Linked DNA regions of Mus musculus: region 1 is linked to region 2. A link is a loop called in an ENCODE intact Hi-C map of the cell type or tissue named here. Cell type or tissue: heart. All regions are shown on one strand. Links, peaks and the distances in the headings refer to the core of each region. The heading gives the core; the rest is flanking DNA. Region 1 holds the start of B230219D22Rik (RIKEN cDNA B230219D22 gene). Region 2 holds the start of Ddx46 (DEAD box helicase 46).

Region 1 (15,979 bases), core at 8,873-11,372, 58 kb before region 2:
TGGATCCAGATTTTACCTCAAAGAATTATATTCTTATTTCGTGAAAATATATGTAAATTCACACAAATACCAGTTTGGAATGACTAAATACCATTTTTCAGATGTTCCTTTTAAAAAAGTAATTAAAAATACAAAGAATTGTTAATCTGATTTAAACACTAATTAAAAAATGTTTCAAATACTAAAAATTAAACCAAATACTATTTAATTTTTCAATATATTGTGCCAATATATATATTTTTAAATATCCAGTGCAAAACTCCAAAGATAGTATCAAAATCACCCCATACTAAAGATTAGTTAGGCAAGGTGATACCTGTGGAAAATGACGTTTTCATCTGTATTGACTCCTTATTTGTTTTGATAACAATAATAAATAAGGCATGTTAAAATATCCTTTTAAGAAAAAAGTAAAACAAACTTACTTGAATAGCACATCATTTTCTGACAAAGTTTTAATATAGAATAGTGAAACCTATTTATGAAGAATAGAATCACACAGTATAAAATTAGCAATTTACCTTTTAAGGAACAATTATACAGTGGGGGTGGGGCAGGGGAGACGACAGTTTTCCCCAACTGAATATACTGGCATCTAGGCAACTGTTTCACATGCTATTTCAGTGTCTGTCATGACAAAAGACCATGTTACAAAAGATGCAGAATGCAGTCTTTAGATCATGTAGAAGTAGAAATATTTGTATGTGAAGACTTCACTCCCGTCCTCACCGTGCCTCTCCAGCTGACACTAGTAAACTGTCCACAAGGAGAAAAGTAGGATCAGGTGTTCACCAGTGCACACGTCTAATATTCCAGGTGACTGCTCACAGGAACAGTGAATTCAGGCTCCAGTCACAACTGTAGCCATCCATCCATCCCCCTTTCCTGGGATAGAGCTCCTGATAAACACTGTTATAAACATATCGCCTTACACCAATGTCCCATCTCATGAACACGTATCGGAAACGCATTATGCAGTAGCCCACTCTATCTTCTGACGCATTATACAGTAAACGCATTATGCAGTAGCCCACTCTGTCTGCTGACGCAGCGCAGCACAGCACCACTGAGTACATGTGCGGCAAGCGGAGGGAAGGGGATGCGTGTGGGAAGGGCAAGAAGAAATGACAAGGTACAAAGCCAGGAATGAAATCAAACTCAAAAGGATGCCGTGTGGACTCACCATGAAACACAACATGCACCCAAGTCCTTAACATTTGGTGGTGAGATGATACCACACTAGACTATTTCAACTGTATTCAGGAACTAGCTGTGCAAGGATTTTAAAACAGCCAGCTGCTGAACAACTTCAGAAACAGCTAAGTGACAGATACTGTGACCAGATGAACACATCAATGAAGATGCAAGCATTTGCCTGTGTCAGAAGTTACACTGTCCTAAGTAAATTATTTTTATATTCTAGGCTTCTGCAAGAAGAAACTCTTTGAAGCACTTTAGTGGTTAAATGGTCACCCAGCACTGCTCACTGTCTTCTATGGTTTGTGTGAAGCTCTACCACTGAGGTTACTGAACCCACATGCATTGTAACAGCACTTCCTGTAGGAGCAGGGGTCCAGCCGCTGTGTCAGCTATCATGGGCACCTGAGATTTGCTGCTTGTCCCCTGATAAAGGTCTGAAACATGGGATTTACAGTCAGTCAGTTTGCATGGACTGAGCAAGCCTAGCCAACCAGTATGTGTCCTTTTATATTTCTGATTATTTGTAAAGTTTTTAAGTCATGTAAATCTATATTTTAATCTCAAAGGCATTTTAAAATGCAAGTAAAATCATTTTTTAAGTTCAGTAAAAAGCTTTTCTTTTGTTTTGTTTTTTTAAGACAGGGTCTCTCTCTACCTAGCATTGGCTGTCCTGGCACTATATAGACTTCAAACTCAGAGATCTGCCTGCCTCAGCCTCCCAAATGCTGAGATCAAATTCATGGACCACCACACCTGGCCCAGGGAAAGCTTCTCAACTTCAAAGTTCATAATATTTTACTTAGAACTCAGAATAAATAAAATGTGTATTAACACTAGGGAGACTTCTTTCAGAAGAGGCCATGATGACATTTTTATGCTAACCAGCACTCATTTTACAGGTTTCATGAATAATGAGTTGCATTTATCGGTATTTGGGTCTCGATAGCCAGGAAACTGCTTTCTGCTTAGATCAGTTGTGCAGTCAACCACTCAATTTGTGTCCTTTGGTAGATATAAACCTGAAAATGCAGTTATGTACTAACGCAGTGTAATAACAATTACTCCGAAAAACTAAAAAAATTCCAAATAAATGAACAATAGTAATAAATGTTTTTAAATATAATACTTTGAAACTCACTAAGTATATGAAAGACAAAACAGAATGATTATAGTTACATGCAGACTTTCAAGGGTTCTCTTTCCCATATATTAACTATAATGTGTGGGTTTTAAGTCTGAGTTGTTTGTAGTGTTTGCTGCCTATACTCTTTGTTTTTGTTTTTGTTTTTGTTTTTGAGACAGGGTTTCTCTGTGTAGCCCTGGCTGTCCTGGAACTCACTTTGTAGGACCAGGCTGGCCTCGAACTCAGAAATCCGCCTGCCTCTGCCTCCCAAGTGCTGGGATTAAAGGCGTGCGCTACCACGCCCGGCGCTGCCTATACTCTTAGGCAATTGAAAAACACACATCCTGTAACTATAATCTCTGCAAGGCAGATACTAAACAACGCTTTAGTATTAATGATCAACTAATGTCATGCGAATCAATAAATAAGAAGCTGTGTTTTAAGTTCCAAAGCATCCAGACAGCTGCGTCTTATTTCAGAGTTCTAAACTCACACAGCCATCCCTCTGATCTGCTCACTAGTTGCTGTTCTGCCCCTTCAGTTACAATGCCTCACAATGGATTACTCACAAATAAAAGTTAACTTGGGCAGCTGCTTAGCATGGGAGGAGTCCACTTAGAACAGCACAAAGGGAAAACAAAAATGACTTAGCTGCTGAGGGTTGTGAGTGAACTGTGTACAATACAGACACAATGTACTACTCCTGCCCAAAGTGCATCTCTCAATTGTGGCAACTTCTAAGCCAAAAAGAAAGAAAAAGAAGTGCAGGGTGAGGGAGAGCCAACAGAAACAGCACTGGGGAGTCCACGTGGTAAGAGCATGTCAAATTAAAACAAGACGCTTTGGGGTAACTAACAACCTGCTCCTAACGCCTGCTCTCCTGCCTCGCTCACTCGCTGGGCGGCTTGACTTCACCACTCGTTTCCTGAAGCCCGTGCACCACTCTACTATGCATCATAGGGTAAGGAAAGGCAGCAGTGCCACAGCCATAGCCAAGATCTGCAAGGCGGGACAGAGCTTTAATGCTACCTGGAGGTCTCCCTGGGCTGACTTTGTATCCTGCAGCTTTGGTTGTACCCAAAGGTCTGCCTGGACTTGTTTTAAATCCAGCTGCTTTGGTAGTTCCCAGGGGTCTGCCTGTGCTGGTCCGGTATCCTGCTGACTTGGTAGTTCCCGAAGGCCGGCCTCGCTTACCAGATCGATTGAGGTTTTTCTTTTTCTTTAGTTCATCTTTTATCTCTATGTTTCTGCCACTGGTAGGCTGCAAGTGTGTTTCATTTAATGGGTCTTGCCTCTGACAAACCATTGGTTTGTGGCTGACTGTGTGGCTGTACTTGTTTTGCTGGGAGGAATACAGATCGAACTGATCAGCAGCTCTCATGGCATCTTCATTGAGGCAGGAAGGCTTGCCAGGCCCACAGAACGCTGGATTACTGCCGGCAACGGGGTGCATCATTTTCTACCAAAAACAGAGACAAATGCGTATGAATACCTATCTGTATGATAGCATGCAATGGGAAAACCATCTTTTAACAACTATGTAGACTACCTAAAATTAGGGCAATAGGGTAGACTCCAAAGCATACTGTTCCACGACAGCGACAGCCTCCCTACTCCCACCCAACTACAGCACTCCTTACTTTAGGACAGAGGCCCAGAAGAGTCAATTAGAATATTTACTCTCCCTTCCCCTACAAGTTTATAAAACCAGTAGCAGACCCAGGAGTTCCCAGGTGGACTGGAGTTCTAGGGATGAGGCTTTTATATGTTGTGCCCCATGCTGGGTAGCTTGTTCAGTGATGAGTTACCTACCTATACAGCTGTAAGTAACCTAACTGGCTGGTTCACTAAGCCAGCCTTGTCTAGAATTCTTTGATTTGCTGGTGCCTGACCTAGAATGCATAGTGTTGTCCATGCCTTCCCCAAAAAGTCACACCACAAACAGCATCAAAGAGTCATGTTTTTCTCAGTTATAGGTAGAACAACTGTCACATAAGGTCACTCAACTAGAGGATGAAACGAAGGCTCAGCAGAAGACCTGCTGCTCTTGCAATGGACCACAGTTCAGGTTCCAGCACCTACATGGTGGTTCACACCCTCAGTAATAATTCCAGTTCCAGGGGGCTGACATCCTCTTCTGATCTCCTTGGACACCAAGCATGCCCATGGTAAACATACATACATGTAGGCAAAACAGTCATACAATTATTTTTTAAAAATCTAAATTCTTGAGGGCTGGAGAGTTGGCTCAGTGGTTAAGAGCACTGACTGCTCTCCCAGAGGTCCTGATTTCAATTCCCAGCAACCACATGGTGGCTCATAACCATCTGTAGTGGGATCTGATGCCCTCTTCTGGTGTGTCAGAAGAAAGCTACCGTGTACTCATGTACAAACAATAAATCTTTAAAAAAAATCTAAATTCTTCTGAAAACAGAACTCAAAACACTAACTTAATACCTATAATATTCTGATTAAGGCTGATGCAAGTAGAAAATGAATATTTTGTAGGCTTTTTTTCCTTTTACATTATTAAACCCTACAAAGATAAAATCTAAAACAAGGGCCAAAAAGATGTCACAGCAAGTAAAGCCCCTTGCCACCAAACCTGACATATAAAATCAATTCCCATGACCAGAAAGGTAGGAAAATCTACTCAAGTTGTTCACTGATATCCACATACTTGCACAACATACATACATACACACACACAAACACAGAAATAAATGTTAAAAAATTTTCAACACAAATAAAACCCCAGAACTCGTATAAAAATGGTTGTCCTTGTATAACCTTGGCATGCCTCCTGGGTACATTCTCACTTGTGTGCTCTTAACCCTATCAGTTTCCACAAGGGGGACACCTAGTCATTATGGTAATGAATAATTTATACAGAATCCTTAGTGTGAGTTACACTTTTCAAAACCAGATAGCGTCAAGCAAGGAACACAATGTCTTGGCCCAGCACACAGATGGCCTCTATCTAAACAAAAGGCAGTATCAGCACAGAGGCTAACCGAAAGCTCTGATCAGCTAAAATAGATGAGCACAGTCAAGACCTGAACATCAAAAATATGGGCATCGTCTGACAGTGGGGGCACACGCCTTTAATCCCAGCACTTGGGAGGCAGAGGCAGGTGGATTTCTGAGTTCGAGGCCAGCCTGGTCTACAGAGTGAGTTCCAGGACAGCCAGGGCTAACGCAGAGAAACCATCTCAAAAACAAAAATATGGGTAACAATCAAATACCATTTCTTCCCAAGACATATACTTAATGTCAAACAGGTCATCTGCTTTACAGAGCTCTGAACAAGTCCAAAGTCACTGTTTTGTCTGTGATTTTTTTTCTTTCTATACAAGTCTGCACCACATGTGCAACAAGTTTTCAGGCTGAAATACTACACTAAGGCAAGAAAGACAAGGCCGTGAATGTGCATATGAAGGTCCCGCCTGAAATGGCATCCTCCACACACATAGAGCTGCACTCCTCCCGGAGCAGAGACTAAGGCACTTGGCTCCTGACAGCACAGGAAAGAGGTCTCATACTGCAGAGCACATGGTACTCAGCTCAGTTTCTGCTGAGAATCAACAGAATTGTTGCCCAGGTAGTTTAAGGTTTCAATTATGAAGTAAAAAATACATTGAGAAGCTATCTGTGTATGATCAGAGCAACACAGACTTGAAATTATAAAACTAGTCAAAGAAAAACAAAAATATTAAAAGGAATAATTTTTACTCACTTCTCAAAGATATAAGACCTAACTATCAATACTTACTTCACTAGCTCCCATTCTAATTTCAGGAAACAAATAAGAGTTGGCACATGCCTTTAATCCCAGCAAAGAGGCAAAGCAATTGGATCTGTTTCTAGCCAGCCGGGTCTACAGGGGTTCCAGGAGAGCCAGAGAAACCCTGTCTTGGAAAACAAACAAGCAACAACAGAAAAAAGAAAAGAAAAGAAAAGAAAAGAAAAGAAAAGAAAAGAAAAGAAAAGAAAAGAAAAGAAAAGAAAAGAGAAATCCCCAAGGTAAGTTTTAAACATATTGGCCTAAAGTTGTTCTCTGAGCATTCTATCTATATCAGCCACTTTGCACGGAATCCTCAGAGTATGTTTTGTTAAAGAAACAGCCGGGCGTGGTGGCACACGCCTTTAATCCCAGCACTTGGGAGGCAGAGGCAGGTGGATCTCTGAGTTCGAGGCCAGCCTGGTCTACAAAGTGAGTTCCAGGACAGCCAGGGCTATACGGAGAAACCCTGTCTCGAAAAACCAAAAAAAAAAAAAAAAAAAAAAAAAAAAGAAAGAAAGAGGAACAGGAGCTGGAGACTGGCTCAGCAGTTAACAGTGCTGGATGCACTATCCTAAGGACTAGGATATCAGCACCTACCCTACTGACCAGTTTTGCCTAAGCACACAGCTCACTGATAGGAGTGGTCAGGAAGATCAATGGTGCTTGAGATTCCAACTTAGCTGAGAAAAAAAGCTACAGGTTCAGGGAGAGACCCTTGCCTCAAAAGGACAGGTAGAGCCTTGCTGTGGTGACTCATTTTTAATCCCAGAACTCAGGAGGCAGAGGCAGGTGATCTCTATGAGTTCAAGGCCAGCCTAGTCTACAGAGCTAATTCCAGGACAGCCAGGGCTACACAAAGAAAACCTGACGGGGGGGGGGGGGGGGGGGGGGGGGGGGGCCAGACAAGGGGAGGGAAAGACAGAGAGACTGACAGAGGGCACTCAATACCCTGGCCACTGCCCACTGCATCAACACAAATAGTCACACACACACACACACACACACACACACACACACACACACACACACAAGGCTGTTTTTCCTTTCTTTAAAGAAATGGGAATTGACTTCAAGCAACCTGACAGGACACTCATTAGGAGATTACAAAGCAAATAGGAATTCAGATAATCTGAAAAGAGAGCCAACAATTGGTGTTGGCATGGCATAGTCATGGCAGCCAGGCATGTCTTCTCTACACTGAGCAGCCAGGCATGTCTTCTCTACACTGAGGCTGTTTAACAGAACCCCACTGGATGTAATAGTGCTTTTCCCCAAGTTTATGACAACCAAAATTTTCTCTAGATATTGCAAGCAAATTCCAGAACAGCCAGGGCCTCAAAAAACAAAACAAACAAACAAACACAAACCCTTGGCGCTGGCTCAGGTTTGGATCTCCAGCATACACAAAACTGTCAAGTACAGCGCCCTGTGTCTGTAGCCCCAGGAGGGAGGTAGCAGAGTCCTATAAGGCACTGGTCAGCTGTGACACTGAGAGCTCCAGGATCAAGCTCAGTAGGAGACTTTATCTCAAAAACCAAGATGGAGTGCAGCAACCAAGGCAGACGCCTGGCACTGACTTAGGCAATACGAATGCACACACATGTGCACACACAGATGTGCAAGAATGCCTGCAAATCTTATCTGGGAAAGCTGAATCAGAGAATCCAGAGGCATAGCGAGCCCTGAGCTTCATAGAAAGCAAAAAATGAGGTAGTAAGGTGGGAGTTCTTTCTCTTACACACGGGACTTCCAGATATAGAAAAAAATATTCTTTTTAAAAAGCTTACTTATATACATATGCGTACTCCATTTGCATGTATGTCTGCATGATAAAAGAGGGCATCAGATCCCATTATTTAGATGGTTGTGAGCCACAATGTGATTTCTGGGAATTGAACTCAGGACCTCTGGAAGACCGACTAGTGCTCTTAACCACTGAGCCATCTCTCCAGCCCAGAAAAAATATTCTTACAACCTATTTCGGCACTATAAAGTCCGTTGTGTATAAAACCACCACATATATTTACATGCATGATAAATTTCAGCATTTGGCTAACACATTAGCATTAATGCCTACCTCTTTCCACTCTAAGACCTACCTGCTGATAATTCTTTGGTTTGCTTTTGGGGATTTTTAATTTTTGAGGTTTGTCTTCATAACAATCCTCCTGCCTCACCAAGAAAGTAATGGGTGTAAAGGTGTTAACCAACATGCTTGGTCAGCTATTACCTTATGTTTTAAATTATGCTTGTCTACATGAGAACAAATGAGTGTGAGTCCCCCCGGGGTGCAACACATGGAGTTACATTTGGTTCCCAGTGCACCGTAGTGCAGGGAGCCAAACCCTACTTCTCTTCAAGCCTGGTACACGCTCTTAACTGCTTTTTTTCCCAGCTATTCTTGGATTCTTTCCATGCAAAGTTCACTAAAATGATGCAGGTTACATTTGAGAAAAGTGGGCGGAGGAATTTCTCTTAAGACGTGGGTGGAACATAAGCTAGGAGTTAACAGAACAAATCGTGTTGCAAAGCAAAGGCTACAGTTGGTTTTGTTTTGTTTGTGGTACTAGGGGTGGACCCCAATGCCTTGCACACATCAAACAAACGAAGAAGCATCTTTTAAAATGGTGCACCGGTAAGTTTAAGGAAGCCAGCGAGGAGTTTCACTGTGACTAAATTAGTAGTTTTGAAGGTCTGCTGCGACCTGCTTTCCCTTAAGTTTTACTGTGGGTGTTTAATCCTGCCGTCTTCCAATGAAACAATCACATTTCTTTCTTTTTTTTTTTTTACCTTGAATGTGGCAGACATTGCTCCCAAAAAAACTATTTTTAGTAAATTCACAAGGCACCTTTAAGCTTTGTAAATATAGCAAAGCTTCAAAGGCCCACACGCCGTTCTCCTCCAAGGATCAAATATCCCACAACCCTCGGTGTTTTGTTACTATCTAGCTAACTACTGTATATAATCACATATGATTTTATAATTCTAAACAAGTGTGGGAGGCCGTGTCAACCACTGAGGATGCTGCTCCGCTCCCGCCTCCCGAGAAGTTTACACAACATAAATAACGGTCTCCTTTGTCTTCTCTGCGCTCCTTAGCCGTGCCCCACGGCGCTTCCCCAAGTCAGCATCCTAACGGGACCCCGAGGCGTTCCCCGCCGCGCTCTCGGGATGCGGGGACGACCGCAGCTCCAGGGCGAGACTGCGGCCCCGCGCCCACCCTGCAGCCCTGGCTGCGCGGCCCGCGCCGTGACTTCCGCTTGCCGCGAGGCCGGCGGGCGCCCGGGCGGAAGTACCGCGGGGAAGGAGGCCGCCCCGGAGGAAGGAGGCGCCCGCGCTCGCCGCCGCATCCCGCATCCCGCTCGCCGGGCCCCGCGCCAGCCGCCGCCCCGCGCCCTACCTCGGCCGCTCGGAGCCCGGCCCTCAGAGCGCCCAGGGGCCGCCCATAGGCAGGAAAGCTCCCGCCCGTTCCGTTCACTCCGGCCGCGCCCGCTCCGGGCGGCCCTGTCCAGTCACGGCAGAGGGCCGGCGGCGGCGGCGGCGAAGGCCACGCCAGCGCCCGACTCCCTGGAGCCCTCACCGCGGGGCCCCGGACGCGGGAGGAAGAAGCCGCCACAGCCCCGGAATGTGAGCGCCGCCTGCGCAGGCGCAGGCACGCCTAAGTATCGCGAGACTCTTCGCGCGGCCCGCGAACGGAGTGCGCAGGCGCGCGCGAAGCGGACGGTCCCTGTGCGGAGCTCCAGTCCCGCCAAGATGAGCGAGCGGATGGTCGGCTCGGTGACTTCCCAGAATGCAGGGTCACTCCGTGACGCAGGCATCGTTTGAAGCCCGCTGCAGTTGTCCAGAAGCCGTTTACACAGCTGTTTGAAAACGATGTTTGCTCATGCCTGTCTGCAGCCCTTAAGACTCATTCATTGTCTGGGGGCTGGAGAGATGGCTCAGTGGTTAGGAGCACAGACTGCTCTTCCAGAGGTCCTGAGTTCAAGTCCCAGCAACCACATGGTGGCTCACAACCATCTGTAAAGGGATCTGATTGCCCTCTTCTGGTGTGTCTGAGAGCTACAGTGTACTCATATACATAAAATGAGTTTGGAGTCAACCTGGGCTACAGAGCATGAACAAACAAAAATAAACCAGCAGAAATGTTAGGCACGGCAATATGAGTAGGCACACGGGTGACTCATCATGGTCAGGGTTCACAGCAGAGGTACCAGTAAAGCTTGCTTCTTTCCTGCAGCTAGCATCTCAGGGGTAAGGTGGAGCTCCCAGCCTTACCTCAGTCTTTGAGAATTTTCTAGCCATGGTACTTACTATCCTTGGGCTTCAAGTTAGCTCATCTCCAGGCAGCAGAAGTATTCCCAAATAAATCTAAAAGAAATGTTGAAAATCCTTAGTCATCATGGAAATGCAAATAAAAATGATTCTGAAATCCCACAATGGCTAAATAAATAAATAACCAACTCAAAACTGGGCAGTGGTGGCGCACGCCTTTAATCCCAGCACTTGGGAGGCAAAAGTAGGCGGATTTCTGAGTTTGAGGCCAGCCTGGTCTACAGAGTGAGTTCCAGGACAGCCTGCCTTGAAACCCTCCCCAAACAAACAAACAAACAAACAAAAAGACTCAGTGTCTGCCCTTTAGTTTCTTAAGGGTGGGTAGGGCAGGACTGCCCATATCCAAACATGAGAATATTCAGATGGTGATGGTGTTAGGGCTCTCAGATGTAAGATGTGTAATAATTAAGGTATTTTATGTGGGGTGCCCTGTAGTATTTAGTTTTTTTTTTTTTTTTAATCCCTGACATCTCTACAATGTGCCATATCCTTTATCCTAAAAGGCGGAACCACTAGCCTAATTCCATTTGGCGGTATTTCCTTCTGAGTCGCTTGGTTGTAGAATTATCCTGGATTCAGAGTTCTTACTATAAGCCCGGAACATGAAATTGATAGTATTGGGCTGGAGTTATGGCTCAGTGGTTAAGAGCACTGACTGTTCTTCCAGAGGTCCTGAGTTCAATTCCCAGCAACCACATGGTGGCTCACAACCATCTGTAATGAGATCTGATGCCCTCTTCTGGTGTGTCAGTGACAGTACACTTACATACAGGAAATAAATAAATAAATCTTGAAAGAAAGAAAGAAAGAAAGAAAGAAAGAAAGAAAGAAAGAAGGAAATTGACAGTCTTCTGTCTCTAAATAGACTTCTGAGGGAAAACCAAAACCTCCCCAGCAGGAGGCAACAATAACCCTAGATTCCCCATGGTACCCAAGGAGCAAACAGCCCCTCTCTTCAAAGGTACTAAAGCGGGCATTAACAACATAGTTTTGCTATTATTGTTTTTTTTTTAATGGAAAAAAAAAACCCACAAATCCCAGAGCTGCCAAGGAGACTCCTGTCTGATAGAGAGAACCACTGGCAGCTGCTCCAATGGGCCTTACTTCGGCCACAACTTAAGAGGAGCCAGCCTAAAGCTTGGAGCTGGCAGCCCAGAAGCAGCTTAGCAGGTGGCTACACTGTAGCAGCTAGACTGCAGAAATCTGGGAGTCAGAGAGCTGAGAGGTGAGCCTGGAAGTCCACCTTCCTGCTCATAAAAAGGAGGGCACTCAATTGCTAGCTCTGGCTGCTGAGCTGTGACATTGAGGGTACTGATGTGTCCATTTTTTGAGCTTTAACTAGAGGCTGGAAACTAGGCCCCTGGCACTTAAAAGATTTATTTATTTCATTTATGAGTACACTGTAGCTGTCTTCAGGCACACCAGAAGAGGGCATCAGATCCCATTACAGATAGTTGTGAATGTCCATGTGGTTGCTGGGAATTGAACTCAGGACCTCTGGAAGAGCAAGCAGCCAGTGCTCTTAACTATTGAGCCATCTTTCTAGCTTTTACAAGCTGCTCTTAGGAGGGTCCTGGCACTGCATTTAGAGTTACTGGCTCAAGCCAGTTTCTTTTTGAATAGAGCTAAAGGACCTTCAGCTCCGGCTGAAGCTTGGAGGTGATCTCTATGCCATGCTTCATTGTGTTTGTCTTAGTCAGGGTTTCTTTTGTTTGTTTGTTTGTGGGTTTTTTTTTTTGGTTTTGTTTTTTGGTTTTTTTGTTGTTGTTTTTATTTGTTTTGTTTTATGAGACAGGGTTTCTCTGTATAGCCCTGGCTGTCTGGAACTCACTTTGTAGACCAGGCTGGCCTCGAACTCAGAAGTCCACCTGCCTCTGCCTCCAGAGTGCCGCCACCAAGCCCGGCTTTCGTCAGGGTTTCTATTCCTGCACAAACATTATGACCAAGAAGCAGTTGGGGAAGAAAGGATTTATTCAGCTTACACTTCCACATTGCTGTTCATCACCAAAGGAAGTCAGGACTAGAACTCAAGCAGGTCAGGAAGCAGGAGCTGATGCAGAGGCCATGGAGGGATGTTACTTACTGGCTTGGTCAGCCTGCTCTCTTATTTTGTCCCCCACCCCCCGCCCAGAGCTGAGGACCGAACCCAGGGCCTTGGGGTTGCTAGGCAAGGGCTCTAGCGCTGAGCTAAATCCTCAACCCCTCAGCCTGCTCTCTTATAGGACCCAAGACTACCAGCCCAGAGATGGTCCCACCCACAAGGGGTCTCTCTTCCTTGATCACTATTTGAGAAAATGCCCCACAGCTGGATCTCATGGAGGCATTTCCCCAACTGAAGCTCCTTATTCTGTAATAACTCCAGCTTGTGTCAAGTTGACACAAAACTAGCCAGTATAGTGTTTGTGCTGGCCTGGGGCTTGGAGACTTGTCTATCAAAGTGATTCAGCCAAGGTCTGCCACGCTGCACCATATCAGTACCATCTCCAGTAAAACTGGAGACAGATTAGCCGCAGGACAGTGATCTGCCGACTTGACCTCCAGTAAAAACTCTGAACAAAAGCCAGACTTGGTGGAACATGTCTTTAATCACAGCACTGGGGAGGCAGAGGCAGGAGGATCTCTATGAATTCAACAGTCTGGTCTACACAGCCAGTTATAGGACAGCCAGGACTACAAAGAACAGTGGTTCACAAGCTTCCTATTGCTATGACCCTTTAATATAGCTCTCCAAGTTGTGGTGACCCCAACCATAAAATTATTTTGTTGATACTTCATAACTGAAATTTTGCTAGTGTCATGAAACCCTAAAATGTTTTGGAGATAGAGGATCTCCCGAGTCTCCACCCACAGGTTGGGAACAGTTGACAGTGTTGTGCCAGGGAAATGTTAGTGATCCCCCAAAACACACACAAAAGCTGATCTGATGTAGCTCATAGCAGGATCTCTATTCTATTCGTGCTAGCTTGGGCCCACCCAACACACCACCATCACACAGGATGGTTTTGGGGGGGGAGCCCCGAATGTCTATGGGGCAAGGCTTTAGAGTAAGCATAGAGTGCATGCACGAGCATCTAATTGGAAAGCTCCTGTGCCCTTTAACACAATTGGCTGGTGCTGGGAGTCATAGCATTTGTTTTTTTTTTTTTTTAGATTTATTTGTTTTATGTATGTGAGTACACTGTAGCTATACAGATGGTTGCGAGCCTTCATGTGGTTGCTGGGAATTTGAATTTTTTTAGGACCTCTGCTCGCTCTGGTCAACCCCTCTCACTCCAGGTGGCCCTGCTCACCCTGTCAACTCCAATCGCTCAGTCCCTGCTTGCTCCAGCCCAAAGATTTATTTAATTATTTATTTAATTATTTTTTATTTTTTTTTTGAGACAGGGTTTCTCTGTATAGCCCTGGCTGTCCTGGAACTCACTCTGTAGACCAGGCTGGCCTCAAACTCAGAAATCTGCCTGCCTCTACCTCCCAAGTGCTGGGATTAAAGGCGTGCGCCACCACGCCCGGCTTTATTTATTATTATATAGAAGTACACTATAGCTGACTTCAGACACACCAGGAGAGGGCATCAGATCTCATTACAGGCAGTTGTGAGCCACCATGTGGTTGTTGGGATTTGAACTCTGGACCTTCGGAAGAGCAGTCAGTGCTCTTACCCACTGAGCCATCTCACTAGCCTGGGAGTCATATCATAAACTTAACTTCTGCTCCTCTCTGCATTGGTGATCGTTAGGCAGGGGGTGGGCTTGTAACCTGGGGTGCAGGTTTGTTGGGGAAATAACCTGGAGACACTGGTCTTGTTGATGGTGTAACCTGGAAACTCTGGTCTTGTTGGGTATTAGCCTAGAGACTAGAGTTAGGCTTGGGTTTTGTTGGAGGGCAACTTGGAAACTAATACTAGCTACCAGCCTGCTAGTTTACCTGAGTTCAAAATTAGGTCAACTTCTCTAAAATGGAGTCTGAACTTGAAAGATTTGGTATCTCAACAGAGCAGCTTAGTCTCAAACAAAAGCAAACTGAGTAGACATCTGGGAAAGTGACTGTTTAGCAGGAAAGCAATTATAGATCTCCAACTCAGCCTGAGGAGAGGCTGCGCTTGGCTCCTTGTTCTCTGAGAAACCACACGCATGCAGCCTTCAATGGTCTCTGGAGAGCACTGCTCTCAATAGGACTGAAGGCTTGTCTTAGGGAATCCTAACTTCCAATGATGTCAGACACAAAGGCAGACTCATAGGAGGTATGTAGTGTGGTTTATTTTGTGTCCCTGGCCCTTTAAAAGACCCCCAGTTGCTAAGCAACTGGCCCATTAGAACTGCTTGACCCTATGACCTTCAGTGCCAGTTGCCTCTTGGACTTCTGGGAACAGGAGAGGATATAAAAAGCAGGCAGAAGCCAAGAGAGGGGAGTAGGGTTAGCGAAGACAGTCGGTGCAAAAAAAAAAAAGAGAGAGAGAGACTGAGCAGAGTGAAAACAGGAGAGTGTTGGGCAGAAGCTGAGTTGTGCCAGAGACGATATTGTTAGGAGACAGTGAGTGGAAGGTGGACTGGGCTGGCAGAGTGAGAAGAGTGAGAGCCAAGCCAGGAGAAGCTTAGCTGAGTAGACATGCTAGAATAGTTGTGGTGGTGGTAAATATTAATTGGGAGTTTCTACCTCATCCTAAGGAAGAGACACAGAACATATTTATGATAAGCCCGACAAGCACTAGGCCTGAGCAGACACCAACCCTCTATGTTACTTTGTCGGCTTCCCTGTCAACTGCCCCAAGATATAACTCGCCATGCTCCGCCTGGGCTGCTCCTATTCCAACTGGCCAACCACCCCTCGTGGCCATCTGCTCACCACCCAACCACCCCATGGCACCTTCCTCCTTCCCTTCCTCCCTCTCTCCTCCTCCATCTCAGACCCCAAGCTGGGGAACCAAAGCCCCACCTACCTCTCTTGTGCCCAGCTACAGGCTGTAGGCATCTTCTTTCAACCAATAGTTTTAAATTGAGAAGCAAAGTTTGCACAACAAGTGTGAGAATTCACTCTTTTTGAGCTGCAAGTATTGGGGAAACAGAAGGGACTGTTCCTATTTGAGCAGACTGCTGAGGAACTGAGGGACAACCAGTCAGGAGAAACATTTGAAGGGCTGGGCTAGAAACTGGGAGGAGGGCTGACAAGGAGTTAAGAGAACTGGTTACTGTTTGTAAGAAAAAGAGACATTAAAAAAAAATTAGCCGCCGCCGGGTGTGGTGGCGCATGCCTTTAATCCCAGCACTAGGGAGGCAGAGGCAAGTGGATTTCTGAGTTCGAGGCCAGACTGGTCTACAAAGTGAGTTCTAGGACAGCCAGAGCTATACAGAGAAACCCTGTCTCGAAAAAACAATAAATAAATAAATAATAAAAAATAAAAACCGGGGCTGGTGAGATGGCTCAGTGGGTAAGAGCACCCAACTGCTCTTCCGAAGGTCTGGAGTTCAAATCCCAGCAACCATATGGTGGCTCACAACCATCTGTAACAAGATCTGACGCCCTCTTCTGGAATGTCTGAAGAC
Region 2 (15,979 bases), core at 7,965-10,464:
CAGGCACCTGACACTGTTCGAGACTGCAGCCTTGCCCTGTGTCCCTATGGGCGAGCACAGGAGTCCTCCTACCTTCTTTTCAGATAATGTCTTTTGTACTTCTAATGTGTAGTCACGAGTAGTATATAGGTGTGTGGCACTCATAGAATAAAATAAACAAGTTATGAGCTATGCAGGGAACAAGCCAAAGATTACAGCCTCATCATTCGTTCAAATAATAAAATCTCAGAGTCTTATTCTGGGAGCAGAAACTGGGAGGAAAAACACACCCTCGCCACACTCAGGGAGACACTGTCAAAAGGCCATTTGGTAAGACACTGGAGAGCTGGTCTTTACATGTACACACAGACAGTCAGACAGACAGACAGACAAACACACACACATACTTTTTTTTTGGTTTTTCAAGACAGGATTTTTCTGTATAGCCCTGGCTGTCCTGGAACTCACTCTGTAGACCAGGCTGGCCTTGAACCCAGAAATCCACCTGCCTCTGCCTCTCAAGTGCAAGGATTAAAGGAATGTGCCACCACTGCCTGGCACACACACCACATTCTAAAAGAGGAAACTGGTAGGTGGTGGTGCTGGGAGGTGGAGGCAGGTGGATCTTTGTGAGTTCAAGACCAACGTGGTCCACAGAGCAAATTCCAAGACAGCTATACAGAGAAACTCTGTCTCCCAAAAACAAAAACATTGATTAAACCTTTTTTCTAGACTAAAATATGACTTTTCTCCTTACCTCTTATTAATATATAGTACTGCACTAATTCTCCAATTTTCTAATGTTAAAATAATTTTCCTTTCTTGAAGTAAACTCAATTTGCTCTTTATGCTACTTACCTGCTTTTTGTTTTATTTTATATTTTATTTATATGAGTACACTGTAGCTGTGTGTGTATATACATATACATATCTACATATAGAGGGGGAGTGTGTGTGTGTGTTGTATTTCCCCTATGCCACCTTTGTCGGGTGCTTATTTGTTTTTGTTGGCTTTTTTTTTTCTTTTGAGACAAGGTTTCTCTGTGTAGCCCTTGCTGTATTCAGCTAGTTCTGTAGACAAGATTGGCCTGGACCACACAGACCCCCTCAGTGCTGGGATTGAAAGTGGGCACCACCAGACCCAGAATCAGGCGTATTCTTAACTCCTACCATCGTTATATATCACAAGTACAAACTGAAAACCCCTAATCTGAAAGGCAAACTCTGAAACTTTGTGTGTACACAACATCTCAAATAGGAAATTTCACATCCCACTGCACACACCAGGTTGCAGCCCCACACACACACTAAAAGCACAGTATAAAGCTACCTTCCGAGGGAGGGGTGGAGCCTGGTGGGAGGGCACTGTTCAGCCTGTGCATGGGACTGCATCAATCCCCAGCAGTGTAAAACCACACGGTACAGAAACCCTATTCCAGGGAGATATGCGTAAGATGTTCAGAAAAAATAAACTCTGGGGCTAGACACGGAGATCATTCCCAAGACCTCTCTCACTGCACACAGACATGTAACGGAACACAGAAGTCCCAAACTGAAGACACAAGTGAAGTTCAAGCCTTCTAGACAAGAAATATTCAACCAGTAGCAAGTTAAAAACAACAAAAACATCAACAACAACGAAGTCCATATAAATGAAGTTTTCTAAGAGAAATAGGCCAAAAGGAAGAAGAAAAAAATAAAAATGGTATTCAGCCTGAGAAAGAGGATCAGGGTCGTCAAGAGCACACGTTGCTGTTACGGAGACCCTCGGGCTCGGTTCCCAGCACCCACATCAGGGAGGATGACTCCTGGTGCAGAGATCTGATACCTTCTTCTGACCTCAGCACAAGGCACACACATGGTACGCGCGCGCAAACACACACACACACACACACACGCAGAACACTGCATACATAAAAAATTAAAATAATAAAAAATTTTGTAAGCTTTGAACGTACACGTACTTCAGAAAAGAAATCAAATGGCCAATAAAGATGCAAAAATATCCACCTTCACTAGCAATCAGAGAAATGCACATGAAAGCCACAGGAAGCCCTCAGGAAGCCAACAGTCATCTCTTGAATACTTCTCTCCATAATAAAATTTTTTCCAATTCTCAAAATAAAAAAATCTACAATATAATCGCATATCTAACCAACTGGCAGAAACACAAAAGTCTAGCAATTTTAGACACTGGGATGGCATGGACCAAGAGAATTTTCTCACGCTGTGGTAGGGTAGAAGGGCAAACTCTTCAGAAAGGAACCTGCGGCCATCACCAAGTTAAAGCAGAGCTGTGTCTATGGCCACAGTCTCCCTTCTAGACGTAATGCCTAGGAATGCTCACGCACAGATATGCTATGGCACTCAAAAAGCCATAAGCCATGGATATATCTCAGGAAGAAAGCACCTGCCTATAACATAAAGCACAAGATTTTGGGTTTGATGACAACATTACAGAAAAAAGAAATGAGAAAAAAAAAGCTGAGGGCCCTCAAAGTCTAGCTGCATACAAGTCCATTCAATGGCATAGTAAGCTATGTATAGTATGCAGAACACTATTCAACAACAAAACTGAACCAGCCCAGGCAAACCTCAACACTGAGCGAAGACTACAGGATTCCAGTCACGTGCAGCTAAAACACAAAGTACTCTAAGGGGCGCACACAGGTGGGAGGCAGTAAGGAAAAGCTCCACAGTGGCTTCCCCAGGGGAGAGAGCTAACAGTGAAGCTCGCTCAGGAGGCAGAGGGAGCTTGTGAGGGAGCCAGCACCGCACAGCAAGAGCCCCTCAAACAATAAAAGGTAAGTCAGGCGAATGGGGTATGAATTTGAAGTAAGTATAAAATGGATGGCCACATCCCCACAAGCAAGGTCAAGAGAGAAAACGGGCTAAAGACAGCTCCTGGTGAAAGCATCAATCACTGTTCCAGGAGTGGTGATCCACCTGCCTCTGCCTCCTAAATGCTAGGATCCAGGATTATCTTTTAATTTCAAGAAACCTCAACAGTATTACACTGGCCTTGGTAAAATAAAAGTACAACTTACAAAGTCAAACAAACAACCCTGGAGAGATGCCAACACTGGATAAAACAGGAAACAGGTGAGCGTCAACATAGCACACTTGTGGTTTCAGTAAGCAGTGTTACCGGGTGGTAGGAGACTGGAGAGCAAGCCCGCTGACCTGACAAGAGGCTTTCAGCCACGTGTTAACCAGCATCACAAGAAACATACACACTAACTCTCACAAGCCAAGGCCACACTTCCCCAAACAGCAATTCAACAGGCGCACAACGAATGTTAAGAAGCTACTGTTGAGCCGGGCGTGGTGGCGCATGCCTTTAATCCCAGCACTCAGGAGGCAGAGGCAGGGGGATTTCTGAGTTCGAGGCCAGCCTGGTCTACAAAGTGAGTTCCAGGACAGCCAGGGCTATACAGAGAAACCCTGTCTACAAAAAAAAAAAAAAAAGCTATTGTTGGGCTGCACAGCTTACTCAATGGTTAAATCACTACTGCTCTGGCAAAGGAGTTCAGTTCCCAGCACCCCCAGCAGGTGGCGCACACCACCACAAAAGATGCTTACAAAGTTCTGACCGTTAATAACATGCATTAAATAAGGTACAGTGTAGAGTATAAAACCAATAGAGCCGGGTGTGGTGCCCCACACCTTTAATCCCAGCACTCGGGAGGCAGAGGTAGGCGGATTTCTGAGTTCGAGGCCAGCCCGGTCTACAAAGCCAAGGCTATCCAGAGAAACTATCTCGAAAAAAACCAACCAAAAAAAAAAAAAAAAAAAAAAAAAACCAAAAAACCAAAAACAAAACCCAATAGAATCTGCCAGTGTCTAAGTGAATAAGATTCTTGTACCTCCAGCTCCTGGGGATCTGAGGCCTCCTGCTTCCACTGGCACCTATGCGCCTGTACACACCTACACAGGCATGCATAAATCAATAAAAAGAAATCTTTAAAAAGTTGTCAACCAATATCTAACTATCAGAAAAAAGAATCTCAAAGAAAAAAAAAACAAAACTGAGGCCAAGGATGGAGCTGAATACAGAGGGCTTACCTCAAATGGTGACCAGCATGCCTGAGACAATAGTCACTGCCCCACAAAAGATGATAACAGAAGTTCTGACCGTTAATAAATAAGAAATAAGGGTTCAGTGTGGAGTGTAAAAACAATAGAATCTGCTATTCTCAACTGAAACATAAGCCCCACAGCCTAATAAACACTCTGCCAACACTTCCCAGCGAGCGTCAAAGCCTGTAGCAGCAGGCGCAGTCTGAGGACGGCGTTACCTGTTCTCAGTCTTCTTGGTTTTGCTGCCAGGACTGGAGGACCGGGACCGCCTGCCCCGGCTTCGACTCCTTGAGCGCCTTCTATCTCTGCTCCGAGATCTTCTCCGCTCTCGGCTTCTGTCTCGCTCTCTACTTCTGGAGCGCCTGACGGGAAGAGTTTTCTTTTATTTTGTGGCCAAAGAGAATTACTGCAGACCGTGACTGTCCCAACCCGAAAAGGCCTTACAATTATGATCACTGCTGAGGCCTTACAGAGCCTCACTTAGCTACCAAATCAGCCAAACAGGAAACAAGGGACGCCAGTTCCCACGAGAATCGAGGGAAATGGGAGGACACTAGTTCCCATAGTGACCTTAGCTAACACAGCAGGCTGTAACAGATACTTTAAATTTCAGGCAGTCTCCAGCTAGAGCTGCAGCTCAGCCCTGGTCACTGGCTGAGCTAATCAAACTCCTAATCTCAGCAAGGGGGAAGTGTTGCCGAGGGGAGGCCTGGGCCTTCATAAGGACACAGACAGACCTGGCTCAAAGATCAGAATCTTAAGACTAAGAGGTGACACTTCTCCCCTAGAGCTGCTAGTTACCACGTGACAGAGGGCAGACCCCCAACTCCCTGGATCCCAAGTTCCTCAACTAGACAATATGAAGAATTCACTATATAATCTCCAGTCTTGTTTCTGTTGTTGTTTTGAGTCTCACTGACTTGAACACAAGGGATCCACCTGCCTCTGACTTCCTAGCATTGGGATTAGAAACATGTGTAACCACACCCAGCCTCAAAATCCATGACCTAAAATTTGCAATTTTATTCTCACATAAAGTCAGAGATAAGCATATGGGGGGGGGGGGTGCGCACAGAGGCAGGATGGAGCTCTGTGAGTTCCAGGCCAGCCTAGTCTACAAATCAAGTTTCAGGACAGCCAGGGCTACACAGAGAAACCAGGGAGGGGGGTAGGGGGGGGGACTGGGGGGAGGGGACCGTGAATGTTACTTATTGAGTAACTGATTTACTTAACAAGCGCTTGACAGAACTGTGAGAGCTGTCTGAGGGACACATGACAGGAAGGTGAGCAAGCCTACACTCTAAACTGTCATGGGTAACTGCTTCTCTGGAGTGCCAGGTCCTAAGACCACAGCATTCTCACCTTCCAACATCCTAAGAAGACAAAGTCCTAGTTTAACACTGTCATGCGTTCTGTTTTTAAAGACATTTTCATGGAGAAAAGCTGTAACTATTGACATTGGTGTGAATAAATATGTAAGTAAATAGAAAATAGAAAAGTGGAGTGGTTTTCAGTTTAAATCTAAGAACAGTCATTAAATTAGCTTAAAACAGCAAGGAGAGCCCACAGAAACTCTGCCCTGTTTCTTCCCAGTGTCTGCTTTAGTGGCCACTCTTCACACAAGGGTCAGCCCTCTTGGGCAGAATCAAATAAAATCTGCACGAGCAGAGCATATTATCTTACTTTTATCTCTCTCAGGGACTTCAAGGTTCTCTCTGGATTACAGAAAACACAATCTAAAGTTTCCAAGCTTAAAGATACCGTTTAAGACTCTCTTTATAGACAAGTCCTGTGCTTAATCAAACAATGGTTAAAAAAAAAAATAGCAGGAGGCCCACAAACGGGCCACTAATTTCCAAACTAGAACACAGCTTTGGAGAAGCCCAATTTATCCGGGAAGGCCCAGTATCACTGGTTCTGCAGAACTGGACGTCTTACCTCAGGCGCTTCCTGTCCCTTGACCGAGATCTTCTCTTGTCCCTACTCCGAGACCTCTCTCTCCTCCGGTCTCTGTCTCTGCTCCGAGAGCGTCTGTCATCCCCACGTTTGCTTCTTTTGTCAGAGGGTGAGCGACTCCTCGATCGACTTCCAGAACGACCTCGAGATGCTGAGCGTTTTCGGTAGTGGCTACAACAGTATCAAATCCAAGATCAAACTTAGCATCTGTATAGTCCTGACTGTCCTGGAACTCACTCTGTAGACCAGAGTGGCCTTAAACTCAGAAATCCACCTGCCTCTGCCTCCCGAGTGCTAGGATTAAAGGCATGCGTCACCACTGCCCGGCTGTCTATTTCTATGTTTAAAAAAAACTCACAGAAAAGATACAGCCAAGATGAAGTGACATTTTAGAAACCACAGAAGGAAACATAAGCAGGAGCCATGCAGACAGGCAGGGGCCCTTCCAGGCGAAAGGCACATGGGCAAACTCATGGGAAGGAGTCCAGACCGGCACATGAAGGAAAAGTGGCAAGAAGACAGTTACACAAACTAGTCAGTGGGCCAGGGGTGGGGGCCATGCCTCAATCCCAGCACTCAGGAGACAGAAGCAAGCGCATCTCTGAGATCACAGCAGTCTAGTCTACACAGTGAGACTCTGTTTCAAAGAAAAGATGAGAGAAGTGGAAAGAGAAGAGGAGAGAAGTGGGGAGGGGAGGGGAGGGGAGGGGAGGGGAGGGGAGGGGGGGAGGAAAGGAGAGAAGAACTCAAGAGAGCACCACGAGACAAGATCAGAGAAATAGCAAAATACTTAGATATGGAGAACCTCACCGGGTCTTACAATGACTGTCTTTTACTCCGAGTAAGATAAAAAGCTATAGGGCCACATATGGCAGCAGCCCCCTGTAGTGTTATTAAGGTGTCTAAGCTACTGAGGAAAGATCACTATGTCAATCAGGCTAAGATCAGTATGTTCTCATCTCTAAATAAATATTTTAATTAATTTATGTGTATATGTATATGTATATACCTGAGGACAAATGTGTGTGTGTGTGTGTGTGTGTGTGTGCGCGCGCGCGCACTCGTGGAACTGGAGTTACAGACAGCTGTGAGCCACGTGGATGCTAGGAATTGAACCTGGATCCTCTGGAGCAAACCCAGGGCTTTGAACCACTGAGCCACCTCTCCAGCCCCATGAGTAAATATTCTTACAATAAATAACAAAAAAGGAAAAAGTTACCGGAAGATGTTTAAGCATGACTATTTTTAAAGTTATCACTCAAGAATCAGGTATGCAATGCCAGCACTCAGGGGTGGAGGCAGTGCCTCTGGCAGTTGGAAGCGCAGCTTGTATCTATAAAAACGAAAGTATTGTCTTGTTGCTGAGCACAGAACAGATCAAACGGAGGAGGCAACAGGAGGAGAGAAACCATGAGACTGAAGCAAGCATCCGGCTTCAGAGAAGCCCCGCTTAGGTCAGAATAGCGAGAGTAGATGCTGAGAAATACCAAGATCTCCAGTGGAGATAAAACATAGAAGCCCAAAACACTAGCACTGACTCATCTTAATTATGAATTAAATACCAAGTATGAGGGCAAGAGAGAAGGGCTGGGTGTCTCCACATGGGACCAGAATAAGCAGGAAAGGGAGGCTGTGCTGAGGGGAGAGGCCATGGTCGTCCAGCCCATGTTCCGAATGTGTGAGGCCCTGACATCAGCTCATAGCAGCCTTCCTCGCCATCACTGAAGGCTGCCATTACTAGGAATCAACAATCCATTCGCTTTCTGAGCCTTCTCAGGATCTACCTAGAAAGCTCCAGATGAGCGGAAGCCAGGCACCACAGGAAGTCAACTGTACGCAGGTAAATGGGTGAAAAGGACCTTCTGCGAAAGGTCTGGGGAGTCTGAATTTCCTCTTGAAAGTAACAGGATCCAACAGATACTAAGTCAAAAAATGGCAAGGTCTTATTGTTATTTTGATTCCAGCAATACAAATATAATAATTATAACAGCAAGATCAAGAAAGGTAATTCAGGCCGGGTGTGGTGGCGCACGCCTTTAATCCCAGCACTCAGGAGGCAGAGGCAGGCAGATTTCTGAATTCGAGGCCAGCCTAGTCTACAAAGTAAGTTCCAGAACAGCCAGGGCTATACAGAGAAACCCTGTCTCGGACCCCCCACCCCCCCAAAAAAAGAACCATGGTCACTGGCAATACACCCTTTATACGGAAGATGCTACAGGTTTTTTTGGTTTGCAAAAATTTCAAGCTGCTCCACTCACACTTGGCTTGTTTCCCTGAACCTAAGTTTTAACCCAGTACGCCAAGTTTTCATTCTCCCTACACAGTGAACCACAGTACCTTTCAGACTGGCTACATACATACCAGTCATCTCATCTTTCAAGATGATGATTATAATAATAGTAGTAGTAGTAATAATATCATCATCATCTACCTCAAGGTCCTAATCCGTTATTAAAACCTAAAGTTTTGAAGACACCGTAAGGTGCCCGCGTGAAAGGTTTCACAAAGAAGCAGGCAACATAGTAACAAAATGTATCCGCGGAATAAATGGCCATGGAACAGGTGTTTTTGTTGTAACCCAATAAAAGCCGGTCCTGCACATATAGCAGGTGCGTAAAAAAGGCCTGCATACGCTCCTTCTAAATGACTTAGGCAGAGAGGCCCACGTGCGCACGAAAGTAACCCAGAGTGGAGGCAAACAATGTTGTGAAGACGAAGAGGAACGGGAGTGAACCGGCTCTGGGTTGACCCGGGGGATGAGGCGGGAGGCTCCGTGATGGGCGGGGTGGGGTCAGGGGGACTGTTCCCGCTCAGGGCTCGACCGGTGGTCGCAAGCTCACGGCAATCGGCTGCCCTGCATGCCAGCTGCGCCTCGTCACAGCCCGGGTGACCGGGTCCTCAGCAGCCACACGCGCGGCCACCCGCACTCTACCCGCAGCGCCGCTCCCTCCACCCGCTCGCTCCCCTCCGAGCCCAAGAAGCCGCTCGCCCGCGGACTCACCGAGACTCCCGGCCCATGCTGCCGGCCAGCAGAAGGCCTGCGCCCTCGGGGACGATGCGCAGGCCTATGAAGAGGACAAAGGAGGGAGGCAGCAAGCTCTCACGGTACCGAGCGAGGACCGGTCCTACGAAATGGACAGAGCTCCAGCAGTGACCGCCATCAGAGCGTGGCCAACGAAAACAGGATGTGCTGGTGCCGGGGTGCGGAAGGAAGGAGCGGGCGGAAGGAAGCGGCTGCTTCTCCAGAGCGCCACCAACCGACTGGAGGCCGCGCGGCGCGGGCTGCGCCGGCAGCAACAACTTACTTTTCTAGCGCAACCCGCAGCCCTTTTTGGCGCTATGGAGTGTGCCATCAGCCAGGTCAGCCTTGCAAAGGGTCTTCGCTGCAGACCACCGAGGAACCTAATGCAGCCTGCGGCTCTCCCAGGGAGTGTGTCTGTTTGCCTTAATCTGCATTAACTAATGCTCCTGTCTCCTTATATGCTCCGTACTGAGTCACTTATGTGTATGCCAGATCCTGACAACTAATAGTAGTGATGTGTCTTCGACACAAGGAGCATCATACTGAAGAGGAAAGACTCTTCAATATGAGATGTGAAGACTTAGAATCTACAGAACAGAGATAAACTGCACTAAGGATTATAATAGTTCTTAACACTGGGAAGCTTTCGGGGCAGGGGGGAATACATGATCCGTTCAACCGCTCAGGAAATGGGGCCCAAAGGCACCAGACAAAAAGCACGGGCCTCCCTCTTGCTCTGGCTCTTTGTCTGGATCACTCCATTTCTGCTTATTATCTTTATATTCACATTTTGACCTGTCCTTTAAGTGTTTTACTTACCGAACTTACCCCTATACTGGAACAAAGAAGCCCTCCCAAAGGATTTCCTATGCCTACAAACACCTCAAATGACCAATCAGATTAAAGACAACCTGGCCTTGGTAGAACAAAGCAAAGCAAGAGCAAATAGATTCCCTACCTACAGAGGTCCTCCAAGACTGCAAAAGACTAACTTCATGACTGCAAAAAATGGAGGCGTCTATGCCTTCCTAGGAAAAGGATGTTTTCATGAAAACCAATTAGGCCTAATAAAGGGAACCACTGAGCAACTATTTTAAAACAAACTCAAAACCAGAAAAGGAACAGACAATGCATTCTAGAAGAACACCTGGATGCCTGGGGCCATGCATCACACCATTGGCAGGTGCGGTCATTGGTTTTTGGTTGGCTGGTTGGTTGGTTGGTTGGTTGGTTTTCTGAGACAGGGTTTCTCTGTGTAGCCCTGGCTGTCCTGGAACTCACTCTGTAGACCAGGCTGGCCTCGAACTCAGAAATCCATCTGCCTCTGCCTCCCAAGTGCTGGGATTAAAGTCATGCGTCACTACTGCCTGGCCTATTTTTGTTTGTTTGTTTGTTTGTTTTCTTTGTTTATTGAGACAGGCTTTCTCTGTGTAGCCCTGGCTGTCCTGGAACTCACTCTGTAGACCAGAATTTTGGTTTCTTTTTTTTTTTTTTTTTTTTTCTTTTTTTCAAGACAGGGTTTCTCTGTAGCCCTGGCTATCCTGGAACTCACTCTGTAGACCAGGTTGGCCTCGAACTCAAAAATCCACCTGCCTCTGCCTCCCAAGTGCTGGGATTAAAAGTGTGTGCCACCACTGCCCAGCCAAATTTAACATTTCTGTTCGAGTTTGGTTTTAAAAGATACTCTGCATAGCTAAAAAGATTTCTCAGAGGTAAAGAGCCCTTGTTGCTCCTGCGGAAGATCTGGGTTCGATTCCCATTACAGACACGGTGGTTCAGAACCATTCATAACTCTAATTCCAGGGGCTCCAATGCTCTCTTCTTACCTCCCTAAGCACCAAGCACACATATGGTATAAATACATACAGGCAGGCAAAACACACAAGATAAAATGAATAAATCTAATAGGAACAATCTTAAAAGACATGTAGCTCAATGTCAGACCACCAAGCTGGTGTGCACAAGGCCTGAGTTTGGTTGCAGCACAGAAAGTCAAGGCAAAAGACAAAGACACACTTGTGAGAATGTACAAGAGAAAATTCCCAACTATGACTGTGACTAGAGAAGCACATTTTTGGTAGAGCTGGAGAGGCAGGTACACAGTTAAGAGCAATTGCTGTCTGCTCTTGCAGAGGACTTTTGATTCAGTTCCCAGTCCCCACAGGGCCGCTCGCAACTGTTTACAACTCCAGGGGATTCATCTGACTCCCTCTTCAGGCCTCTGCAAGTACCAGACATGCACAAGGTACACAGGCAAACATGCAGGCAGGACACGCAGACACATCAAATAAAACTAAATCTAAACAAAAAAGAGATGAATACAAGATGCATAGAATATAAACCTTTAAAAAAATGCATAGGGCTGGAGAGATGGCTTAGTGGGTAAGAGCACTGACTGCTCTTCCGAAGGTTCTGAGTTCAAATCCCAGCAACCACATGGTGGCTCACAACCATCTGTAATGAGATCTGATGCCCTCTTCTGGGGTATCTGAAGACAGATAGTGTACTTACCTATAATAAATAAATAAATCTTTAAAAAATAACGTATAAATACTTGGGTAACTGCCCACCCCTCAAACGTCAGCGTTAGTGCTAGGCAGGCATCCTGTCTCCAAGCTCCACTACGGCCCACGGGTACAAACTGTAACCACGTCTCCCTTTAAATATGTACGTGTACATCGACTCAAGAAACGATACATCTAGCTACCTCTTTCAGGCTTTGTGTTCAAATTTTTAAAAATAAAATGTACAGACTTCTATTAGTCAATCTAATTCCATTCGCTTTTATTTTGAGGATGGTTTCATTTCTCAGGAAGGAATGACAGAAATACAAAGTGCAGTCTTTTAGGCAGGCTGAGACCTGTCTATCTAGTCGCCTAAAAGGACTAGCCTGGGCCTACAAGAGGGATTACAAATCTCAGACATTAGAGGAAAAGTGGAAGATTGGACTTCTAATTAAACAAGAGAAATCGTTAGTGCTGTTCGTTAACCTAGTTGGTTACTCAGACCAGTACTGATACAAAGTCAACCCTTTTAAATCAGGGAAACGATTACATTGGATTTCTGTAAAGCCAAAGATTTTGATGAAGGTATAAACCAAGTTGCCCCTTTTAGAGACTCTGCAGTGTAAAAGAGAAGTTGTTGTCATTTGTAAACTTCTAAGTTCCTCGGGTTTCAGGGTACTTCAGGACCCCAGTAATCAAGCAGTTCATGACAGAAAATGAAGGTGAAGAAGTAGACGCAGAGGTCCGTGAAGACCTCGCCCATCTTGCTGTAGGTGTCCATGGACCGGTTGATCACCTCAGCGGGAATCCCAGACAGCAACAGCGCAGCTGTCAGCACCGTCGTCTTCACCTTCTTCTCGCCCTGTACAGATGAAAGGGAAGTTAATCGTTTGCTCTCAGCAGACTACGCCTGCGCTCTACAGACAGGACAGATGCCGTCTCTCCTCAGTTGTCAAAACTGCTAATGAACTGTCAGAACAATAACATGACAACACTTACTGGGCACAATAGGTAAATCCGAGGATTATTAGGCAATAGGAGACATCAGGATGCCCAGCAAAATTGTTTTATAACTATGTCATTTTGCCTAGCCAAGATGCAGCACATCTTTAATCCCAGCACTTGGGAGGTAGAAACAGGCAGATCTCTGTGAGTTCAAAGCCAGTCTGGGATCATAGTGAGTTCTAGGACAGCCAGGGCCCTGTAGAAAGTCCCTAATTAATTAACTGTGTCATTTTGGAAACAAGACATAGTAACAACTTTTGAGATACACAATGACAACAGGGTAAAAAAAATGAGAAAAAATAAAACTGGATATGAGGCTATGAATGAAATGATAGTGTGTAACATAGGGATCCAAATGGCACAGAGACTGCACTGGTGTCTTATGTAAACAAAGCACAGGGAAGGGATCTGGCAGTTCTGATGTCCAGTATATCACCACATACAGAAACATATAGGGAAGGGTTTCAGAGGAGAGAGAAAAGAAGCTTTCAGAGATGAGTAGCGTCCTGTCAGAGCAGCAGAGAATGATATCATATGCTGAGTCTCACATATGAGATCCCACATATGTGATATCCCACATATATCTCATATGAGATCCCACACTGGCTTCAAGTTTGCTACACGTCGAAGACTTACTGACCCTTCTACCTCCCCTTCCCAATGGCTGGATTCATAGGCTCTAAGCACGATGCTCAGATCCACAAGATGCTAGGTTCAGATTCAGAGCCTCACTCCTGCTAGAGTGCTATCCCCTGACACTAGGCTTTTTTTCTTTTAAGTTTTCAAGACAGGGTTTCTCTGTATAGTCCTGGCTGTCCTGGAACTCAAAGATCTGCGTGCCTCTCGGCCTTGGAGTACTGGGATTAAAGGTGTGCGCCACCACCACTAGTCTTGTTTTTGTAAAATTATCTTTAGTTTATGTGTATGGGTGTTAGCCTACATGTATGTTCACATACCACATGCATGCCTGGTGCCTGCAGAACCAGAAGAGGCCATCAGATGCCCTGGCACTGGTGTGATAGAAGCTTAACCACTGAGTTGTCTCTCCAGCCTCAGATTCAGTTTTTTTTTTTTTGTTTTGTTTTGTTTTTTTAAGGTTTATTTATTATTATTATATATAAGTACACTGTAGGTGTCTTCAGACACACCAAAAGAGGGTGTCAGATCTCAATACAGATGGTTGTGAGCCACCATGTGGTTGCTGGGATTTGAACTCAGGACCTTCGGAAGAACAGTCAGTGCTCTTACCCGCTGAGCTATCTCTCCAGCCCCCAGATTCAGTTTTTTAATGGAATTCAAAGGTGATCTCTAAAATTTATTTATTTAGTATCACTAAATAGCTACTGGTAACTCAGCAACTTTAAATATATAAAAAGCTATATAGTTAACCAAGAGCAATGAAAGCTTATGTCCACATAAAGACTCATACTAGGATATTCTTGCCGGATGCGGGTGGCATATTCCTTTAATAACAGCACTTGGGAGGCAAAGGCAGGGGAATTTCTAGGTTCTAGGCTAGCCTGGTCTGTAGAGTAAGTTCTAGGACAACTAGGACTACACAAAGAAACTGTATCAAAACAACCAAATAAACAAGATTCCCTATCAACAGGGTTCCTGGCTAACATGGAACTCCTTCTGTAGACCAGGCTGGCCTCAAACTCAAAGATCCACCTGCTTGTGGCTCTCAACTGTTAGGATTAAAACATGGACCACCACCACCTGGCAAATAAATAAACTTAAAAAAAGAGAAGAGGGCTGGAGAGATGGCTCAGTGGTTAAGAGCACTGACTGCTCTTCCAGAGGTCCTGAGTTCAATTCCCAGCAACCACATGGTGGCTCACAACCATCTGTAATGGGATCTGATGCCCTCTTCTGGTGTGTCTGAAAACAGCTACGGTGTACTCATATATATGAAATAAATCTTTAAAAAAAAAAAAGAGAGAAGGAAGATCTACTGCAGTTGTGGATGGTAGAGTGAGAGCTGAAGAAACCATATGTAGATGTTTCTTCAAGAAAAACAAGAGACTTGGACTATGAAAGCTCACTTTGGGTTAGATATTCCTCACTTGGGGCTTCGAGGGGAGAAAATACAGGTTCACAGGCTGATGAGGTTAATAGGTTTTGATTTCTTTTGTTTTGTTTTTTTTCCTTTTTTGTGTGTGTGCTGAGGGTTGGACACAGCACCATGCTCTGTGTCCTCTCCTTCTGAGTACATGTTCAGCCCTGGGCACAAGCAACTGTCATCGTGCCAGGAGAGGACATCAGGCTCTCTGGAGCTAGGATTATAGGTACTTGTAAGCCGCCAGTGTGCCTACTGGGACTGAATCAGGTCCTCTACAAGAGCAGTAAAGGCTCATAAACACTGGGCTATCTCTGTAACCCCGGGCTGGACAGCATGTTACTGTTTGTCTGTCTGTCTGTCTGTCTGTCTGTCTGTATGTCTGTATTTATTCTCCTGTAGCACTAACTCAGATCAGTGTAACTGTTTCCCTTAAGGTTTGTTTGGTTTTTTTTTTTTTTTAGTTTTTTTTCAATTAAAAATTATTTATTTGTATTTTTTAATTCTGTGTATCTGTGTAGGCATGCATACATGAGTGCAGGTACCCACAGTGGCCAAAGAAGTTAGGTCCCACTGTAGCTGTAGCTGGAGTTACAGGTAACTGTTAACCCCCTGACGTGGGAGCTAGGCATCGAACTTGGGTCCTCTAGAGCAGAATGTATTCTTAAGCACCGAGGCACCTTCCCAGCCTTTAAGTTCTTACAGTGAGTCAGCCGCCATCAAGGCGGCTCAGCAGGCAAGAGCCTGCTTATAAGCTTGACAACTGAGTTTGATCCCTCAAAGCCAAGGCATGAGAAAACCATCCGGAAAGTTGTCCTCTGACTGCCACAAAGGCAGGTCCACACTCTCGTATCCTACACATACACACAAATGCATGCACACACAAGTAAATTAAATTGTTAACTGTTATGGAGTCACGAGTCAATCTAAATACATCATAATTAAGAAAAGACTTAAAATTTACCTTAGGAAAATATTTGTATAGTCCCATGTATGCAAGCTGCAAAGTGAGAAATGGAGCGAATATAGACTGTAAAAATAAAAAATAAAATTAAGTATTTCCAGTAGAATTACTCGTATCATGATAAATCAACTTAACAGCGGCTATAAAGGCAAAACAGGACAGAAAAACATCTAGTGCAGCAGGCGAGGGTATCTGACTTCTGTAGAAGAGTAAAGCTAATAACATGGTCTGAGTCTCTAACCATAAAACACGCTCAAACGTAATTTTTCAGTGTGCTCCCTCTCCAAATGTGTTCTCTTACACAACAATCTATTCTTTTTTTTTTTTTTTTTTATGAGACAGAATCTTATTATGTAGAGCAGCAGTTCTCAACATGTGGGCTGCAAGCCCTTTGAGGTTCAAATGATCCT

The links. Peaks named below come from ENCODE experiments on the same cell type or tissue, not always from the same donor. Only the 100,000 strongest peaks of a DNase experiment are listed, where the experiment ranks them.
Region 1: a loop joins it to region 2, with 3 times the contacts of the local background. A loop is called at or near these places in 3 of 42 quality-filtered maps.

The regions. Positions count from the first base shown.
Region 1 is chr13:55,686,876-55,702,854 of GRCm38, reverse strand. It overlaps B230219D22Rik (RIKEN cDNA B230219D22 gene), which reads right to left and starts at 9,731. Exons shown (of 2, transcript NM_181278.2): 1 at 9,508-9,731; 2 at 1-3,782. The coding sequence starts at 3,779. The coding sequence ends at 3,213. In heart, for the core only: a CTCF peak has its summit at 10,148 (motif pointing left); a DNase peak (open chromatin) is centred at 9,784; H3K4me3 peaks cover 1,398 bases; H3K27ac peaks cover 1,545 bases.
Region 2 is chr13:55,628,233-55,644,211 of GRCm38, reverse strand. Ddx46 (DEAD box helicase 46) reads right to left here and starts at 9,213. Exons shown (of 23, transcript NM_001282055.1): 1 at 9,017-9,213; 2 at 5,998-6,186; 3 at 4,278-4,421. The coding sequence starts at 9,033. It overlaps Caml (calcium modulating ligand), which reads right to left. Exons shown (of 4, transcript NM_007596.2): 3 at 15,570-15,635; 4 at 11,796-12,403. The coding sequence ends at 12,212. In heart, for the core only: no CTCF peak of the experiment used is centred there; a DNase peak (open chromatin) is centred at 9,191; H3K4me3 peaks cover 1,789 bases; H3K27ac peaks cover 1,134 bases.